Linked DNA regions of Homo sapiens: regions 1 and 3 are each linked to region 2. Evidence: chromatin contacts called from ENCODE Hi-C or POLR2A ChIA-PET data. All regions are on one chromosome and are shown on one strand. The core of a region is the stretch at or near the end of the contact, and the rest is flanking DNA. Distances in the headings are between cores, read along the strand shown.

Evidence for each region. A loop is a pair of places that touch in the nucleus more often than their neighbours do. ChIA-PET counts read pairs that join two places held with the same protein, here RNA polymerase II (POLR2A). Pooled maps may share reads with other maps.
Region 1: a map of PC-9 shows a loop between it and region 2 (8-fold over the local background). The contact joins two enhancer-like sites. A Hi-C loop is called at or near these places in 2 of 168 maps with a recorded cell type or tissue (PC-9 and mammary epithelial cell), 1 of 37 single-sample maps with no recorded cell type and 3 of 50 pooled maps. POLR2A ChIA-PET finds 5 or more read pairs at or near these places in 2 of 52 experiments (AG04450 and BJ).
Region 3: a map of B cell shows a loop between it and region 2 (7-fold over the local background). The contact joins two enhancer-like sites. A Hi-C loop is called at or near these places in 3 of 168 maps with a recorded cell type or tissue (B cell, IMR-90 and right cardiac atrium) and 4 of 50 pooled maps. POLR2A ChIA-PET finds 5 or more read pairs at or near these places in 1 of 52 experiments (BJ).

What each region holds. Positions count from the first base shown.
Region 1 is chr5:56,541,023-56,545,810 of GRCh38, forward strand. All of the region lies in intron 2 of C5orf67 (chromosome 5 putative open reading frame 67), which reads right to left. Among named protein-coding and RNA genes, the nearest start is that of LINC01948, 62 kb to the left of the region's middle. RefSeq lists a silencer at 4,066-4,266. Within about 2 kb of position 3,154, at least 4 of the 41 ENCODE cell types and tissues checked have a DNase peak (open chromatin) inside an H3K27ac peak, as active enhancers do; they include PC-9, where a contact is called at or near this core.
Region 2 is chr5:56,267,572-56,271,985 of GRCh38, forward strand. No RefSeq gene overlaps it. Among named protein-coding and RNA genes, the nearest start is that of ANKRD55, 36 kb to the left of the region's middle. Within about 2 kb of position 3,125, at least 5 of the 41 ENCODE cell types and tissues checked have a DNase peak (open chromatin) inside an H3K27ac peak, as active enhancers do; they include PC-9, where a contact is called at or near this core.
Region 3 is chr5:56,563,864-56,568,714 of GRCh38, forward strand. All of the region lies in intron 1 of C5orf67 (chromosome 5 putative open reading frame 67), which reads right to left. Among named protein-coding and RNA genes, the nearest start is that of C5orf67, 40 kb to the right of the region's middle. Within about 2 kb of position 2,053, at least 3 of the 41 ENCODE cell types and tissues checked have a DNase peak (open chromatin) inside an H3K27ac peak, as active enhancers do.

The DNA of each region.
Region 1 (4,788 bases), core at 1,904-4,403, 270 kb after region 2:
AAACAGTTCTTCCATTCTAGGGGAAATTTATCATTCTGCCTCTGACCTGGTCTTCATTCCTGAAGAATTTATGGAGTTCCTACTGAGATAGCCAGGGTTCTCCTGGTAATCAAAATATTATAAATGACCTATAAGAAATAACCCTTTTTCTCTAGGAGCTCATATTTTTATATTAAAAAGATATGCAGATTATATAAGCAAAATGGAATAAGTTAAAGTATCAACCACAAATTGCTGCAACAATCTTTGGTATCATTTATCATCATCATAATTATTATTATTACTATGAGTAGCTGAAGAATAACCACAGGATTCAGTGTTTAATATGCATTCTTAGGCCAGGTGCAGTGAATCACGCCTGCAATCCCAGCACTTTGGAAGGTCAAGGCCGGAGGATCACTTGAAGCCCGGAGATTGAGATCAGCCTGGGCAACAAAGTGAGACCCTATCTCTACAAAATATTAGCCAGGTGTGGTGGCATGTGCTTGTAGTCCCTGCCTCTGGGGAGGCTGAGATGGGAGAATTGCCTGAGCCCGGGAGGTCAAGGCTGCAGTGAACTGTGATCAAGCCACTGTTCTCCAGCCTAGGTGACAGAGAGAGACCCTGTCTCTTAAAAAAATGCATTCTTGGCCAGGTGCAGTGGCTCACACCTGTAATCCCAGAACTTTGGGAGGCTGAGGTGGGAGGATCACCTGAGGTCAGGAGTTCAAAACCAGCCTGGCCAACATGGTGAAACCCCGTCTCTACTAAAAGTACAAAAAAATTAGCTCGGTGTGGTGGTGGGCACCTGTAATCCCAGCTACTCAGGAGGCTGAGGCAGGAGAATTGCTTGAACCCAGGAGGCTGAGGTTGCAGTGAGCCAAGATCACACCAATACACTCCAGCCTGGGCAACAAGAGCGAGACTCCATCTCAAAAAAAATGCATTTTTAGACTTTAGAATAAGCAAAGTTCAATGTGAACTTATAGGTTGGGAAAGGTCCTATGTGGGGTGGGCAGGCAGCAATGGGACTGAAGCCATGGAGGGGGTGGGTGGAATTCACTAGATGCATGGAAGGACAGCTCAGCAGGATACCTGAAGTTGAGGCTGACTAAAGTGTCGTCAGGATTTAAAGGTGTGACATGTTAGGAACTGAAAGTTTGTGTTAGAACACTGCAGGTGAGAAGCTTCTATCAGTAAAGAAGACGCTATTTTAGCAAGCTTTGAACATCACACTTGAGTGATGGAGACTTGGCACTCAAACAGCTAATAAGAAGTCATGTAGATTGTTTAAGAAATGGAGGGCATGTGGAGATTGGCACTTGAGGGCTAATCATGGGTAATTTGCCCACCTCTTTTGAGTCTCAGTTTCCTCATCCACGTGGGCAGTGGTGTGTAGGCTGGGTGGCCCAGTGGGGAGACTGGAGGAGACAGGGAGGTCAGTGCAGAGGCTGCTCTACAATGCTTCTGACAGAGGTGAAGAGATTCTCTAGGGAAGTGCTTCTTAAACTGCAGTGTGCACAAAAATCCCCTGAGACCTTGCTCAAATGCAGATCCTGATTGAGTCTCTGCCAGGACTATCTCCCAGGTGATGCTGATGCTAGTGATCAGGGACTACACTTGAGTAACAAGGACCAAGACTAAGAGTTACAGCAGAAATGGAGAGACAGAGATGCATGCATCAAAGGAAGACCTGGTAGAAGCTAGCCTTTGATGAAGTACTGAGACATCCTGCAACGTGGATGAAGGTGAACCTCCAAAACATATGCTCAGTGAAAGAAGCGAGGCACAAAAGAACACATAGCGTATGGTTCTGCTTTTTTTTTTTTTTTTTTTTTTTGAGACGGAGTCTCGCTCTGTCGCCCAGGCTGGAGTGCAGTGGCGGGATCTCGGCTCACTGCAAGCTCCGCCTCCCGGGTTCACGCCATTCTCCTGCCTCAGCCTCCCAAGTAGCTGGGACTACAGGCGCCCGCCACTACGCCCGGCTAATTTTTTGTATTTTTAGTAGAGACGGGGTTTCACCGTTTTAGCCGGGATGGTCTCGATCTCCTGACCTCGTGATCCGCCCGCCTTGGCCTCCCAGGTTCTGCTTATATGAAATGTCCAGAAAAGGCAAAAAGCAAAAATATTGGGCCAGTAAGCAGATGAGTGGTTGCTTAGGATAGAGAGTGGAAAAAGAAGTGATTGTGTGTGGGCATGAGGCTTTTTAGGGGGTGAGAAAAATGTTCTGAAATTAGATTATGGGGATTGTTATACAATTTTATAAACATACAAAAAATAGTTGAATTGTATACTTACAGTAAGTTAATTTTATGGTAAATAAAGTTGTTAATTTTAAAAAAAAGATTCAATACAAGTTTGTGTTTGAAACATAGGAGATAACAGAAAGGAAACAATACAAGAAGAAATTCATCTGTTAAGCCTGTTCCATGGACAGGCTAGCTTTTGTTCTCCCTTGCTTCCTCCTCTTGAAAACAGCGAGTCTGATGGACTGGGATCTGAGCTCAGAGCTAACCTAGGTATTTTAGACACTTCAGTAGTTAGAGAAATTCCTTTTAGTGATCCCAAATCACACCTTGGGTATAACTACCTCCACTGCAGGACTGGTCAGGTTAGCAACCTGGAAAGGCATGAGGGGAAAAGAATGAATCATCAGAAAATATATAGTGTAATCATCTGAAAAGGTGACTCACGCATGAATTTTTACATGCCTATTCTTTACTCAGACCCCAGTAATATCTCTTACATTGAAAAACTATACGTCCTCAGGTTTCCAAGCACAAAATTGTGTTCAGACATTGCATTGCTTTTACCACAATCTGCATACAGCACCAGAGTCTGGAGATTCTGGGTCAGTGTGATCCCAGGACCAGTAACATCAGCATCATCTGAGGACTTGGTAGAAATACAGACTCTTACGCTCCACCCTAGGATTACAGAATCAGAAACTGGGTGTGGGGCCCAGAAGTCTGTTTTAACAAGCCCTCCAGGTAATTATTTGCATGTTAACATTTGAGAACTACTACTGTAGGTCATGATATGTGCGTGCACACACACACACACACACACACACCAGCCTCACTTGGGAAATGATGCTTATTCCAAGACAAGAGCTACTGTCTTGTAAGGGCAGAAGTTATGATGGCAAATATACGGCAGGAATGCAACCACTTCCATCTTCCCTATACATGCCTGTCACCACTAATCCATCACTGCAATCTTTCATAATGAGTCAGGGTAGCAGTGCCTTTGGCCATCTAGCAGGAGAAAACCTCACCAGGTGTCCTGCACTAACATGGAGTTGGGTGGGGAAAGGCTGAAGTAGATTTAGAAATTGCAATGTGGAGAATTTGGCAGAAAGTGAGAGCCTGATATAGATAGTGTTACTAATTCCCCACGGTCTTGGGTGGCCCATAGGAGATTAAGAATTTCCTATTATCCAAGCTGGGGAACATGGGCTGAAAGATTGGTAGATCCAACAAGGCCTGGAGTCCAAACAAATAAACTCACAAAGTGCCAGAATCTCAAATCCAGAATTGAGGGGCAGAATGAAACTGTCAGATGCGAACATGAGGTCCCAAAGGCCAGGTGGAATCAGCCACATCTGGTGGAAACTGATGCAAGTTATCCAGTGACAAGGTAGGACAAGGGACATCCTGGAAGAGGTCACAGAAGATCCACGGGACAGCTCACACCAAAGACCCCCCTCCCAGCTTCCTTGTTCAAGAAGAGTAAGCTTTCCCCTCCCAGAAGCCATTTCGGGGAGGAGAAGGTAGAAAGGATTTTCTTTGAGAACACAGATATAGCCCTGATATTGAAATACTTAACTGAATACTTACCCCAAAGAGGCAGTTATAAACTGGAAGAGACTGGGTTATCTGTGAAACTGTGAGGTAGATAGGAATTTTAGATCTGTTTCAGAGAATAAAGTTAAAATTTGGGGGGCAAACATCTGATTTGTAACTGTTCATAAAGCTACCTATCAAAATGTTATGGATTTCAGGTTTTTTTTTTTTTTGTCTTGACATTAGTTTCTCCTGGTCCAGCTAAAACAAGCAGGGCGTGGGAGGCAGATGCAAAGGTCGGCATTGGCCTCAGAGGGTTGACCAGCTCCAGGTTTCAACACGAGGTGCCCCTTGTCCTATTTCAGAATGCTTCCCCTTCAGCCTAAAAGGTTTCAACAGTTAGTGCTTCCCCTTCAGCCTAAAAGGTTTCGACAGTTAGTGCCATTTGGTCCAGTCACATAATCACAGCTGGTAATTGGAGAAGGTGAACATGTGCTTCCAACATTCACTTTTCGTAGACTCATTAGGTCAAAGATCATCTGAGCAAACCCTCTCATTTTACAGATGAGGAAACCAAGGTCAAAGAAGCTAAACTAAGTTACTCGCGAGCTGTAGCTGGAAAAAAGCTGGAACCAGAATCCTAATTGCTCCAAGTCCAAATTCACAGCTCTTTCTAGCACATCAAGCTGCTCATAAACCAGAAATGATCCGTTCCACACACTGTAATCATAAACCAAAACCCAAAGATTCCAAGTAGTCTCTTTCTTGAAAGAAACCATTGGTGTTTGCTTTACTTCTTCTTCCTACATGTGTTTTGAGAGATGTTGTGAATCTCCTGATGAAAAGCTGTTCTGAGAGAAGCTGAGACAAAGCCTCAGTGATCTATGGCTGCCAAAGTCAGCCCCTCTGCAGCTGTACCAGGACAGAGGAGGCGGGGAGGCAGCCAAGCTGTCTTCAGTGCTGTATTCAGAGGTGCGAGCGCCTGGAATTCTGCAATCCAAAAGGGCCTTCTGGGGGTCAGCTG
Region 2 (4,414 bases), core at 1,875-4,374:
AACTCCCTTTGCTCTTATGAGGCATTACAGATTGCTGGATATTTAAAGGCATGGTCTTTGGTGTCGGACAGCCTGGAATAAAATCCTGGCAAATGATTTAAACTTTATGTGGGTTGGTTTCCTTACCCCTAAAGTGGCAATAATTATAGTACCTACTTAATAAAGTTGTTTTGAGGATTCAACAACATGATTTATATAAAGCATTTAGCACAGTCGTTGGAACAGAGTAAACACTCAATACACTGCCACTATTACTATCCTGATCAGTATTATCAGTAAAGAGATTACTTGATACTTCTTTATTGCTTGTATCGGATTGGGCCTCATCTTCCTAGGTAGATAGCTTCTTATATTCAGGGACTGTGTCCCATGTTTCTTTGCTGCAACCCTTGCATTCATTGCCTTATATACTCCCTGAACATGGCAAGTACACCACAACTTCTTATTGCTTGATCAGTCTTGTCTAGTATTAAGAAATAAAACCGATCTTTGGTTAATTTTTAGTAAAGCCACATAGACACTGATTGAGGATGCCATTGCCATGTGCCAAGAATATCTACAAAGCTTTCTGATTAGAGACAGTGGCCCATTCAGAATTCACAGAGTAGCCTGTCTGACTGTAATATACATTTTATTTAATTTTTTGAGACAGGGTCTCGTTGTTGCCCAGGCTGGAGTGCAGTGGTGTGATCTCGGCTAACTGCAGCCTCGACCTCCTGGGCTCAAATGACCCTTGCACCTCAGCCTTCCATGTAGCTGGGACTACAGGCATGCACCACCACACCCATCACACTTGGCTAATTTGTGTAATTGTTCTTTTTAGAGATGGGGTTTTGCCGTGTTGTCCAGGCTGGTCTCAAACTCCTGAGCTCAAGTGATTTGCCTGCCTCAGCCTCCCAAAGAGCTAAGGTTATAGGTGTGGGCCACTGTGCCTGATTATAATATACATTTTATTAAAACAAAGAGTTCATATCCTTTTTAAAGTTTATTTTTTTTTACTGTAAGTTCTGGGGTACATGTGTAGAATGTGCAGGTTTGTTACATAGGTACACACGTGCCATGGTGGTTTGCTACACCCATCAGCCTGTCATCTACATTAGGTATTTGTCCTAATGCTATCCCTCCCCTAGTCCCCCACCCCCCGCAACAGGCTCCAGTATGTTATGTTCCCCTCCCTGTGTCCATGTGTTCTCATTGTTCAACTCCCACTTATGAGTGAGAACATGAAAGTGTTTGGTTTTCTGTTCCTGTGTTAGTTTCCTGAGAATGATGGTTTCCAGCTTCATCCATGTCCCTGCAAAGGACATGAACTCATCCTTTTTTATGGCTGCATAGTATTCCATGGTGTCTATGTCCATTCTATCCATTCTTTATCCAGTCTATCATTGATGGGCATTTGGGTTGGTTCCAAGACTTTGCTATTGTGAGTAGGGCTGCAATAAACATACGCATGCATGTGTCTTCATAGTAGAATGATTTATAATCCTTTGGGTATATACCCAGTAACGGGATTACTGGGTCAAATGGTATTTCTGGTTCTAGATCCTTGAGGAATCACCACACTGTCTTCCACAGTGGTTGAACTAAATTACACTCCCACCAACAGTGTAAAAGCATTCCTATTTCTCCACATGCTCTCCAGCATCTGTTGCAAAACAAACAGTTTATTTCCTATACAATTTGCTCATTGTCTATAACATTGGGAAATAAAGGAGAAAAGTGTGACAAGTGACTAAATAATTTCAGTGATGACTAGGACATTTGTGAAGTTTATCAGCCAACAAAACATAATAAAATTGAGTTGGTCCCTAGTCTCCCAAATATCCCCTCTCTGCAGCTCTGGAGGGCTGTGACGTCAACGAGGAATAATGGCTCGCGTCCACGGTTCTGGTTGTTTTCTCCTTCAGTTTTCACAATTCTTTTTTTTTTTTTTTTTTTTTAAGTGCTAACCTGCTTTCTTTCTCTCTGCCAGGGGTGGATGTGATTACAAAGCTCTTCTCAGCCTCAGGTAAAGATTATTGTTACCTGTGGTCCTGAGAGACCTGGCTCTATTTCTCAAACCTTTTGTATGTGTGCTGGGAAACCCTAGGGTTAAATGTCACTTCTCTAGAGAGCTGGGGGAACTTTCACCACCACAAAGTGGCCTAATCCCACGCTCTGTCTGAGGGTTTCTCTGGAGTCCCTCTGCTGGCCATGAGAAACAAGAGCAGAAAGCAGTTCTTTAGAATAAGAAACCCAGAATTTTGTATTTGAAAGTGATACATAGAGATGTAGAGAGGCAAGACTTTTCCTGCTCAGCAAAGGGAAGTCACACTCAGGTTATGATCTAAAGCAGTGAGACTAGGTGCAAAATCAAAATTAATTTAATACAGGGTACTGGAAAAAAATAATTCCTTTGAGGAATAACTGGAATGTACAACTAATGTTTGGTTTTTAGAACAAGGCTGGAAGGCATGTTCCTTACCCACAAATACTCCGCCTTTCCCCCAGGTTGCTTTGGTCTGGTCTAATTCATGAGTCAGATTACCAAGGTATCATACAAATAGACAGACGCCATACAGATACCAAACTGAACCGATGGAATCAGACACTTGAGTGTGCGCAATTGATGCAGCACTCTGATTACGGACTGGGCTTTGTGGTCCATTGGCCCTGGGTTTCATTAACTGTCCAGGCTCCCTCCAGAGACTCAGGGCATGTTTTGTTGCTGTGGGTGGTGCTCTTGCTCTATCAAAGGGACCGCAAGAGAGTATGCGCTTCAGATGATGACCAGTATAGGTGCTGAAGGACTTCTTATACAAAAAGAAGCAGCTCCTGGTGTTTGTCACCAAAAGGATGAGAAAAAGAGAAATGAAAATCAACCACATATGCAACAATGTCATATCTTCTCGACTCATTTTCTGATCAAACGAAAATGAAAATAAAATCCATGCACTATACAATGACTTAGAAATATCTACCAGCCCAGAGAAGTAGATAAAGAGTGAAAATATTTCAAAGGAGATGGATGAGAAATAGATGGCACTTGGTGGAAAGTCCTGACAATACAGCAAAGGAGAAACTGGTCACTTGTGTTTAGGAAAGGGCAATGTACTGAGGGGCCTTGGCCATCCCTGAGGTGCAATGCATGACAGCAGCCAGTGGGGGTCAGAGGTGCTCCATGGCTTAGAGCGCCTTTAACCCTCAGCCTGCAAATCCTGCGCACAGGAGACCAGCTGGACCTCCTTTGGAGCTGGTACTTCCCTCCAGGCAGAGCAGAACTGTGAAAACATAGGAGGTGGTTGATCTCATATGCTTTACCACAAGCGCACTTTTGACTTCAAGACAGTTTGCTGATTTTATTTTTTCTTTCACTTATTCTCTTCCCGTTTCTCTTGTTCCCAGCAAAAACCTCTCTGTTGATCATGGATACAGGACAGTCATCTCTCTGAGTTAAGCATGTGAACACCCAAAATCAAGGACTATAGCCTGTTTCCTGAACCCTTATCTCTCTAGGGTACAGAACTTTTTTTAAGTCACTGGCAGTTTGGAGACAATGCTTAAGTGGGTGGGTGGTTCTGGTTGGTTTATAGGTACACACGGGCATCCGGGCTGGAGGTGGCTCACACAAGCTCATGAGAGCCAGTTGTGTAATCTCTTCCCTGCCCCTAGTTAAGTGATGTCATGTTGGTAGCTTGATGTTGGCCATGGTGGGAGTATTTATGCTACAAAAATGGCCATTTACTGCAAATCAGGACTACCCCTCTCCCTGCAGCACCCCAGAAAGCTGGTTGTTAAATACAATGAGTACACCAATGGCCCCAGGGCAGGTTTAAGAGTCAGAGAAGGTATAAATTGCTGGTCAGGCCTGGTGGCTCATGCCTATAATCCCAACAGTTTGGGAGAGTGAGGTGGGAGGATCACTTGAGCCCAGGAGTTTGAGACCAGTCTGGGCAACATAGTGGGACCCCATCTCTACAAAAAAATTGGCTGGGTGTGGTGGCACACACCGGCTACTAGGGAGGCTGAGGCAGGAAGATCACTTGAGCCCTTGAGGTTGCAGTGAGCCATGATTGTGCCACTGCACTCCAGCCTGAGTGACAGAGCAAGACCCTGTCTCAAAAAAAAAAAAAAAAATTACTTAGCCTCATGTATGTTCATGTTCAGGCCACAATGCATCTAGTGAAAAGAAAAAGGAGCAGTGTTTGATTAGCTGAGAGGATCTTCCAGTATGAACCATTCCAGAAACTATAGTCAACAATCCTTTAAAGATGCCTTTCCTATTAAGGGCAAGCAAGAAATTAAATAAAATTTTTGTTTGTAATTTTTAACAGTTGAATTGCAGTACTAAGTGGCTCATGAAGCCATGCAACATCTTTTTCCTTTCAATTTTGAGCCTTAGGAAAAATGTGAGCTTTCTTAGAAAGCTTGTAAC
Region 3 (4,851 bases), core at 803-3,302, 300 kb after region 2:
ACCGCTCACCCCATCCCAACTAAGGATAACCACTACGCTGATTGCTAACACCATAGGTTAGAAGAACTTATACTTTAACCACTATGTTGTAGATCCCTGAAGACAGTATTAGAAGATCACATTCTTATAATCAAGAGAAGAAACAAACATGTTTGGTGGTTTCAAATTAATCGGTAGTAAAAACAGGCAATCCGCAGACTAGAGAACTACTCATTGATTTGATACATATTCATTGAGCATCTACTATGTAACAAGCATTGTACTAAGCACTAGGTATTCAACATTGATTGAAACAGACAGAGCTCCTCCTCTATAAAGGTTTTAAGACTTGGTCCACTTTATCAACTAATAGGTGGCTTAGAGAGTAGAAGAAGACTACTCAGTGATCTTGGTGGTGGCTGACAGCCACAATAGTGGTGGTCAATAGCCTTAGTGATGGGGCCGACAATAGTGCTGGCACTCCAGAGAAGAGTTGCCCTGGCTCTGGTCTCTAGAATTTTAGCAGAATGTCCTTTGAGTCTCCTGGAATTTTGGAAAGGTGACAATTAGAGCTAATTGCATGACATTCCACTAAAAACTATTTTATAAACAATTTCTGAATACTCTCTTTATAAGCAATAACTTAGGAAAAGTCTACAAGCTTAATGTAACCAGAGAGATTACAACATGAGATGGGAGATGTGGGGATATTGCATGAATAGGAAAAAAATTTAAAAGACCACCAGGGAACTCCACCCCAGCTAATGAGGAATGATTACTCCCTGCTGACAAGCAACTGAGCCACTCTAACTAATATTTTCCAGAGTAATAAAGAGGCTGATGCAAGACAGTGAAGCATCCAGGGGCTATTTCCAAACAAATTCTGGGAGATACAAAAGCAAATAGACCAATGACAGTTAAAAAAAAAAAAAGGCTTCTATGGGCTACTGCAAATTGAGCTACTTGCATCACTGTGACCCAGTCGTGCCTTATGCCCAGGGATACTTTAGTAACTGCTCTCTTGTGGTTCAGGGAGAATGTAGATGGAAGGTGAGTTTTAAATGTACCGACGTCTTGCTTTTTCCAAAGTTGACTTGATCTCTCCCTTGAAATGCATATGCTAATATGACCCCTGGGAATTGTGCAAACCTACCAACACACCACAAGGTCAGCTGTTTAGACATTGTTGGGTTTCCGTAATGCTGAGAAAATAGCATGGGAGCCCTGCAGGAACCGTGCCATCACTGTGTTTCTCTTATCTGAGCTCGGTTCTCACACTAGCTGGAGCTCTTGCATCTACTGTACAATGAAAACATACTGTGGGAACAACTGAAATTTCATCTCAGGGGAGGAGAAGGGGTGCATTTTCTCCTATTACCCAACTCCATGCTATGCAACCAGTCTCACCCATCCTTGTGTCAAATCCGCATAGCTAATGGAGCATGAGAAGCCTTAAGTGCCTCAGTCTATTTATTGTAAACAGTGAAAGGGTGTAAGCAGCAAACAGGACTTCTAATCATGGAAAGCTGAGTGGAGCTGTGCAAAGGGCTTGCAGGGAAACCCAAGTCCAGAGAGCACAGCTAGTGTGTAATGAACTGCAAGGGTGGCCTCAGGTCTTTTCCTATAAATGAGCGACAGGCAGACTCCTAGGAGCTTTGCAGCACCAATGAGGAGCAGCGAGGCCTGAGCGGGGAATCTGCAAAGCTCAGGAAGTTCTGACTCTATGATGAAAAGACTGAGCAAGAGAAAAGCCCCATTTCCAAATGGAAAAGGTCTAGACATCTAAATCCTTTCCTCTCATTTTTTTTTCTCACCATGATTTCAGCTTGCATTCAGTGGGAGCTGGCAATCTTTCCACTCAGGTCTTGTTCCTTGACAAACACAGTGCAAAAACTGATGCTTAGGCTTTAAACTATGTGGAGCACGCCCAAGGCTACTTTGTAGAAAGCGAAGGTCTGTGCAATGACCTGCTCCCTGGAGCCCTTGTAATAGTTGTTGGGAAGGTCTCAGAGCCAGCAAAATGATCGTTTCTGACTCTGTGGCTGAGGGATGGTGCTGCAAATGTGTGTTCTCTTGGGTTTCACTTCCTCCTGCCAAGATCACTCTGCCCTGCACCCTCCTCTTTTCTTCAAGGGATTAGGGGCTAGACCATTCATTCACTCATTCACTCAGCAAATATTTATTATTTGCTATGTGTCAGGCACTGATTTATGTGCAATGCACAGGACAGACAAAATTGCTCCCTTCATGAAGCTTACATTCTAACAAGAGAGAAGGACAAAGACAAATAAGGAAATGCATAGTTTAATATTGGGCAGTGATGAGTGGCATGCAGAAAAATAAAGTAAGCTAAAGGGACAGAGAGTTATTGTTAGATAAGGTGGTCTGAGATAATCCCTCTAAGGAGATGACATTAGAACCCAGACCTAATGATGTGAGCAAGCCATGTAGACACCTGGGAGAAGAATGTCTCAGGTAATGGAAATAGCACATGCAAAGGCTAACAGGTGGGAACATGCTTGGCATTCAGGAGGAACAGCAAGACCAGTCCTCATGAGAAGCCATGGGGAAAATAATAAAAGATGATATCAGAGAAGCAGGCAAGTGCCTGATCATGTGGGACTCTGGTATGGACTTTGCATTTTATTCTAGGAGGATGGGAAGCCATTTGAGCATGGCCGAGATATCATCTCTATTGCAAAACTTTGTGACTGTCAGTGGCCCTACCCACAGAATAAGACTGAGAGCCAAAGCTCAAACTGGAGAATAGACAGCCAGAGCAGAGTACGACAAGTCATAATGACCACAGCAATTCCAATGATCAAAGCTCAGGTATGACTGCAAGACCAGGAGCATTCTGTGATCCAATAGCCTTTTCTCTGTCTCCTCTTTTTAGAAGGGCCCAGTTGCCACTGTTAGGATGTAGAGAGACAACAGAGAGACATCATATCTATACCTGACAGGCTACAGGTCCCTCCTTGCCATGCACAGCTCTTGTTTGCCTCCCCGCTTTCCTTGCCTGCTCTTCCCAAGAACACCTGAGGCTCCCGTCACAGTGAATTATACATCTTCCCCGACCGTGTTATTCCTCCCTTCCTGGAATGTGCTCATTCTTCTGCCTAGAGTGACATTTTCTGCCTTGTATGCCGGAGGAAAGACCCACTCGTCCTTAAAGAGTCAGCTTAAATAGTATCTCCTCTGTGAAGGATGTACGGTATTTCTGCTGACATGTGTCACACTGCATTGAAGCATAGACAGGTGACACTGGATAAGAATAAATAATGAAGACGAGTTAAAATGTAAAAAAGGTTTTTTGTTAAGGTCAAGGAGATAACACACTCCTGTTGTAGAAGAGGCAGGCCACTTCGAAGGGAATATATGCTCCTAGTGTCATTCATCAGGCGGTAGGTAACTTCTAGGGGAAGAGGAAGCACACCAGAGTGGGAAAGGAACTTTTAGGGGCTGGGAGACATTGGCTAGACACTCAGGCATGTCTGGATCAAGCTGAATTGACTCTGGCCACTGCGATTAGGCAGGAAGCTGGCCCAGGAAGCAATCATGCATCTGGGTTTGTATGACAGTTCAGTTCCCGCTTAAAGTGAATTGGTAAAAGGAGCACAGTTTCTGCTCTCCTGAGGTGAGCATGGCAGGGAGGGGTGCTTTAGCAATGAGGAAGACACAGAGAAAGCAGAGGTGAACAGCCACCTGCAGGTGGATAATCACCCACTAAAGGACACGTGCTTCCATTGAATTAGATATGTTAAATAAAGGAGCTGCCCTGCATTGCCATCTTTGCTCGGGAAGAAGAAAGCTATTATAGCCTAACAAATGGTAATCGATTGCTTCTTATGACCAAATTTAAATTAAAACCGAAGAAGTTCCTTGAGTAAGACCAAACCTGTTGAAATTTCAAAAAGGCAACTAAACTTCGAACTTCCCCCTGACTCCATGCAGCAGCCGAAAGATCATAATTACTAGTTTGATAACTGAAAGGAACACTATATTTTTATTTAAAAGACACAAGTTTGAGTCCCTGGCTGTGCTGTCATTTGATTGTGTGATTGGCAAGTCACTTCACCACTCTGAACCTCAATATCCTCACCTAAAAGGCAGATAATATAGCTAACTTGCAATGTTGCAGTGAGAATTAAATGAAATGGGCCAGGCACGGTGGCTCACGCCTGTAATCCCAGCACTTTGGGAGGCCGAGGTGGGCGGACCACAAGGTCAGGAGTTTGAGACCAGCCTGACAAACATAGTGAAACCCCATCTCTACTAAAAATACAAAAACTAGCCGGGCGTGCTGGTGTGCGCCTGTAACCCCAGCTACTCAGGAGGCTGAGGCAGGAGAATCACTTGAACCCAGGAAGTGGAGGTTGCAGTGAGCCGAGATTGAGCCACTACACTCCAGCCTAGGCGACAGAGTGAGACTTCATCAAAAAAAAAAAAGAATTAAATGAAATGAAGTATATGAAATAACTTTGTATAGAACATGACATGAATAGAAGTAATTTAATAATACATTTCTGTTATTAGAACTACAATGGAATCAGCAATATGTTTATAACTTATTTACTGTATTGTTGTTACTAAAAAATGTAGTCAAGATCAACGCACTGAACTTTATGCAGGGATGTGCATTCTAATCAACATATGTAAAAATTGTTAAAGGGTTTTCTTTAATATCATGCATCAGAGTTAAGGCAAATGCAGAAGTCCCAGGGAGAAACATGTGAGAGTAAATCACATTTTTTATAATTTATTGTCTTTCACATTTTGCTTTCCAAATGCTGCCTCAAAATGTTGGGTTTTTAAAAATGGCCATCTAGACTTGGTAAAATCATCTAGCCAAAAGAAAAGGCCTTTTTGGGC